2 separate regions of the Homo sapiens genome follow, and region 2 is linked to region 1. A link is an interaction called in ENCODE POLR2A ChIA-PET data of the cell type or tissue named here. Cell type or tissue: MCF 10A. All regions are shown on one strand. Each heading gives the region's core, and the rest is flanking DNA. Links, peaks and the distances in the headings are about the cores only. Region 1 holds the start of LOC124904549 (a long non-coding RNA gene). Region 2 holds the start of LOC124904550 (a long non-coding RNA gene).

Evidence for each region. Peaks named below come from ENCODE experiments on the same cell type or tissue, not always from the same donor. Only the 100,000 strongest peaks of a DNase experiment are listed, where the experiment ranks them.
Region 2: POLR2A ChIA-PET joins it to region 1 with 5 read pairs; 2 of 35 experiments call an interaction of 5 or more read pairs at or near these places.

What each region holds. Positions count from the first base shown.
Region 1 is chr1:232,025,450-232,028,359 of GRCh38, reverse strand. DISC1 (DISC1 scaffold protein) reads right to left here. Exons shown (of 13, transcript NM_018662.3): 12 at 1,808-1,925. It overlaps TSNAX-DISC1 (TSNAX-DISC1 readthrough (NMD candidate)), which reads right to left. Exons shown (of 16, transcript NR_028393.1): 15 at 1,808-1,925. LOC124904549 (a long non-coding RNA gene) reads right to left here and starts at 1,794. Exons shown (of 2, transcript XR_007066941.1): 1 at 1-1,794. In MCF 10A, for the core only: no CTCF peak of the experiment used is centred there; no DNase peak of the experiment used is centred there.
Region 2 is chr1:232,259,564-232,262,473 of GRCh38, reverse strand. It overlaps LOC124904550 (a long non-coding RNA gene), which reads right to left and starts at 1,442. Exons shown (of 2, transcript XR_007066942.1): 1 at 1,270-1,442. In MCF 10A, for the core only: no CTCF peak of the experiment used is centred there; a DNase peak (open chromatin) is centred at 1,433.

The sequences.
Region 1 (2,910 bases), core at 272-2,771:
AGTACAGAACCCTGACTGCAGCCCTCAGAACTGCTACCTGAAGACAGAGGTACAACCCACTTAGGAACTGCCCATCTGCTGAGCTGGGGAACGGGAACCCCTTCATATCCATTGACTCTCTGCAGCGGACTCCTCCTCTGTGCCCCATCACCTGCCCATTTGCTGGAAGCCATACCCCCTTACACGTGCTCAAAGATTTGTGATCCCATGAACATGGAATAAATAAAAACGCCATCCTTATTCTATGTTTGTATGCTTCTTTGGGAAACTTTCTGATAATAGCTTAAATACAAGATTTTTAAGAGGCAGGAAATTATGAAGAACAGAATATCTGCTTTTCAAAATCTACCTAAAGCAATGTGAAAATCATTGCAGATTAAGTTGAAGAAATTTTCTGCCCAGCTTAATAAACAAGGTCAAAAATGTAAAGTTATAACAAGGAAGGAAGTGTAGCATTGGCTCTATCATTAAATCACAGATCTGAGTATTTATGACTAAGATTAATCCTTGGCCATTCAAAGCTACTTATACACACACACACACACACACACACACACACACACACAGCCCATAAAGTATGGTAAAAACTGGAATTCTAAAAAGTAAGACAGCAATGACAAGCAAAGACCAAAATAGCTAAATTTGCCACAAACGCATCTAATAAAAGACATTCTACTGAATAGAAAGATGAATGAATAGGGAAGTGTTTTTAGCTAGAGAAGTGTCAACTTGTGATTAAATAACTGAAAGGATATAGGGCTGCATATCCCTTCATCCACTGGGTACCCACCCATTTGCTCTCAGCAGAACTAACCAGTGACAAACTGCGTCCACAGATCAACACAGAATGGAGTGCTTCATACGGATGCATACCTAAGCCAGTATGTTCTCAGGCCATCTTGCTCACTAGCAGCTAGTTTTGATGAAGGTGTTTGTAGGTGTGACACCAAGGATATTAAGTCTGGTGCAAGAAATTCTATCACCGGGAAGCAGAAAGGACTAAATTGAGTTCAACCATGTGTATATGGTTAGAAGTTGAAAGGAAATAATCTAAAGTCCTGTTTGCTTTGTTACTGTACTGCCCATTACTAGGTAGAGTTGCTAGATAAAGAAATTCAGAGGTGGATTTAGGACGCTTGGTATTGAAAAAGCTCGTAGGAAAACGAGCCAGTCAACTGTTTTCCTTCACCAGGGCCACACAGAGCTGGATTTACACTCACTTGAAACTGCATTTTCTTTGGCTTCCTCGTGTGCATGTCTGAACTTAATTGTTAGTGGTTGGATTTAGCAATTAAAAATACTGAATTGCGGCCGGATGCGGTGGCCCAAGCCTGTAATCCCAGCACTTTGGGAGGCCAAGGCGGGCGGATCACTTGAGGTCAGGAGTTCTAGACCAGCCTGGCAAACATGGCAAAACCCTCTCTCTACTAAAAATACAAAAAAATTAGCTGGGCGTGCTGGCGGGCACCTGTAATCCCAGCTACTCAGGAGGCTGAGGCAGGAGAACCGTTTGAACCCAGGAGGTGGAGGCTGCAGTGAGCTGAGATCACACCATTGCACTCCAGCCAAGGCATCAAAAAAAAAAAAAAAAAAAAAAGAAAAAAGAAAAAAAATACTGAATTGCTTACTGAAAACTAGAGCGAAAACATTTCATACCTGATAATCTCAGAGATCTGAGGTGCTCTGTGCTATAAATAACGGCAGCATCTATTTGTTGCCATCTTCTGAGGCATGAAAAACTACCCTTTAAAGACTCTCTTTTATAAAATAACTTTGCCTTGCTTCATCTGCAAGATGAAAAGGATATGAATGAGATCTTCATCATGACTGTGGATTGCTGTGTGAAGTTGATCTTCCAAGTACAATAGCTTCTTGCCTATGTCTTCACACTTTTCTCCAAGTTCTGCAGAAAGGATGTAAGATTCCTGGCGAGAGGGGGAAAACAAGATCACTTGTTAGTGCCGTGGACACAGACAGAACACAAAGGGAAGCTTCCTGGAAAGAGCTCTCCCAGTTTCTGCACCTCAGTCAGAATTGTGCTAGGGCCTGTGTCTCCCCTGGGTATCAAACTTGAGAAGTTGTGAACTGATTTCAAGTTATGACCAAAGAATGAGCTTTGTCTATGCAGTTCCACAGGCCACCTCCCTTGTCTGGTCATTTCAAAGTGCTGCTTCCAGTATGTCAAGTCCCGAAGTGGATTTATCAAACAGAAACCCTGAATCTTCCAGCTGTATCAATGGGCAAATTCAAAATTTAATAGGGATTCTAAAAAAAGTGGGGAGAGGGGTCACAGGAGCAACTGGGCTAACCTGTAAGGACAAAGGGAATATTCCTTTAAGGACACAGGAATTGACTAGGGCACTGAACATTTGTTTACACACTGACCACAGTCCCTGAATGCTAGAATTTAAGTGCCATGAGGTGTATACTGCATATAGAGCCGCCGCTACCACCACCATACATGGGAGCTTAAGCCGCATAAGAGCAGGATGATGCAGCACTTTGGGAGGCCGAAGCGGGCGGATCACGAGGTCAGGAGATCAAGACCATCCTGGCTAACACGGTGAAACCCTGTCTTTACTAAGAATACAAAAAATTAGCCGGGCGTAGTGGCGGGCGCCTGTAGTCCCAGCTACTTGGGAGGCTGAGGCAGGAGAATGGCGTGAACCCAGGAGGCGGAGCTTGCAGTGAGCCGAGATTGCACCACTGCACTCCAGCCTGGGCGACAGAGCGAGACTCCGTCTCAAAAAAAAAAAAAAAAAGAGCAGGATGATGATGTCTTTTTGCTGCTATCCCTAGAGCCCCTGGCATAGTATCTGGCACATGACAGGCACGTAGTATTGATCGATTTGATGAATGAACAATTAAGTCTTAGAGCTCCTTCCTTCTCTCACTTTTTCCCTTCAAACT
Region 2 (2,910 bases), core at 259-2,758, 230 kb before region 1:
ATAATATATATATCATATATGTATATATATATATCATATATATATTGTTTTTTCTTCCTGTGCTACAATGTTGTCACAATGAACCAGGCATAGCTTTGGGGTAGCAGACAAAGGACAGTGGCACCAGCATATAGCTACAAAAAAATTAAAAATTATCCAGACATGGTGGCATGTACCTCTAGTTCCAGCTACTCAGGAGGCTGAGGTAGGAGGCTCACTTGAACCCAGAAATGGGAGGTAACAGTGAGGCATGATAGTGCCACCGCACTCCAGCCTTGGTGATAGAGCAAGACCTTGTCTCTAAAAAAAGAAAAGTAAAGAAAGAACCCAGAATGGAAACCTCCTTCCTTTCCCCCAAATAATTCTGAAGGTTCTTCTCCTTCCAAATGCCCACATCTCACCAATGCCCACATCTCACCAATATGCACACTCTCCCGCACACTTGCAGATCCTCTTGTCTGCCATGGGGCTCAGAATTAGATAGGGGTAAAAAGCCGGTGAGGGGAGAGAAGGGAGGGAGCAGAAAAGCCAGGAGAGAAAGACGCTCCGCAAAATATAGGACTCAAAACCCTTCAGCGGGAGGAGGGGAAGCCCTGGTGCCTCCCCTGCTGGCTTCCCCTCTCTCATGCTTAGAATTTGCTTCCTTCCAGGTTCAGAACCAGGACCTTCTGCCTTGGCCTCCTACCTGCATGAGTGGCTGGCCACTCTTAGCATCCACTGCCCACCCTCTGTGGCCACAGGTAAGTGTGTACATGTTCCCTGCTGCCCCAAAGCTGGGAGTTGCTTCATGTGCAGGACTAGAACAGGGACCAGCACACAACAGATTCCTATTTAATGTGCTATCTGGGGCTCTTCAGAAACTCCCCCCTTGTGAAGCTGTTAGCACAGCCTGGGATTTTATATCAGGAGAATAAACCAGGAAAGAACACAGACAGAGAATTCTTCAGTCACCACCAGAGAATGCTCTCTAGTGAACCAAAAAACTTGTCCTCAGCTCAGGACACACGAATTCAGGGCTCGCACCTGAGGCTTCTAAAGCAGGTCTACCCCAGACCCTTGATCCTCCCTGGTGCTTTTGAGGAAAACTGGGAGAAACCCTGGCCAGGACTCTCAGCTGCCAACTGCCTGATTCTCGTGAGTGAAGTAGTAATGAGAGCAGTAATCCACAAATATGACACCTGGCTGTGAGGGAGAAGCAAAGGCTGTCTGCTCGGTAGAAAATGCCCCCATTTCCCGATTCTAGACCTGGCCCAGCCTTGGCTCCCTTACCTTGTCAATAAAGCGGCTTCATTTCCTGTCTTATTCTGGCTGCTGGGAGAAGACCTTCTGGAGTCATTTACCTATTGGGTCCCTTCTCCGAGAACTCAGTCCCCGCGCAGGTGCAGTTGGCACGCGCTCTGTCTCAGCCCTGAGCCCTAAGGCACTGGATGTCTTGGATAGACAAGAAGTACGGGTTATTTGGGGTAGACAGGAAGTGTGAGTGAGTTGGGTAAGCAGGCTGGGGGAGGGTGGGAAAAAAGGTGTCATATTTGTGGATTACTGCTCTCATCCATAAAAGAAACCCCCTGCCTTATATTCTATGGTGAAATTGCAACAAAAATACCTGTGACTCCAAACGTGCGCAGTTTTTTCTCCTTTCCTTCTCTGCACCTTCCTCAGACACAGTTTACCTGTGACTTCCACTTTGTGATCTCATAGACTTCAGAGATTTCCACACAAGCCACATATCTTACAGTTCAAAATCCTGATCATACATAGCTTCAACTCACATTTTTTTCTCCTAGACTTGAAGTGTTCACAGCATCAGTTTCTATCTTATGTAGGAAAAAAAAACCTGTCCCATAAAAGCAATATCAGGCTAGTGAGGGAACGAGAAATATATAAACATATGTCTCTCACTCCCTCACTCCAAAATCAATACACATATTTTTTTAAAAAAAAAGCACTTCTATATTTGAGATATTTTCAGCTTTCTTTCATTGTCTTAAACATCTGTTAGGTTGTCTTTCTGCAGACAGTCGCTAAATAATATGGTTTATTTTGGGTAACTGATTATAGGAAACCATCCCATATAGCCACAAAATAACATTTTTAATCACATCTTCTTTTCAACTTTAAAGAACCAAATGATTTCCTTATCTTGACATGATTTATCATTTGAGCATAAGCCCGGGACCTAGGAGGATATTATCTATAGCTCCTTCACATGAAAGGTTCTTATCAAGCAAGCAAAGTTTACAATCACAGCCAGAGAATAGAAGAAAAACAAATGGTATGGTCAATAGTTCTCTATGGCAGATTTTTTTCAGACGGTCTTATCTAGTGAACCTCTTTCCAAAAAGCTCACAGACGATGTGATTTTCCATTAACTGCAGAGATAGGGTAGGTGATGTGGATAATATTTTGAATTTTTCTCTTTTCACTGGCTATCAGCTAAGACTCCTATTTTATTTCTTTTTGGGCATTAGTTGGGGTTTTTCCCTCATGAGCTCAAAGCCTTTGTTGCTAAAGATTTTCTCTCACGACAGATTGTTTTGATCAGAAGCTTAAAAACCATAAGGAAAAGACCACTTCTCTCCATTCTCTCGTGCTCTCTTGGGATTGGGTAACTTGTGTGGCCCAGTTGGAGGTGCCTCCCCAGGTTCACTTTGCTACCAAAAAAATCCCCAGCACCTCCTTCCCCAATCATTTTTTTTCCTTTGAGATGGGTGTCTTGCTGTTGCCCAGGCTGGTCTCAAGCGCCTGGGCTTAAGTGATCCTCCTGCCTCAAACTCCAAAGTAGCTGGGATTACAGGGACGGACGCGGCAGCCTTACCCAATCTCATTGATGGCTGTTCTTGCTTCCTACTTACTTCACTTCAGGTGACTAACCATCCTGGTTGCCCAGGACTGATGGTTTCCTGGGACATA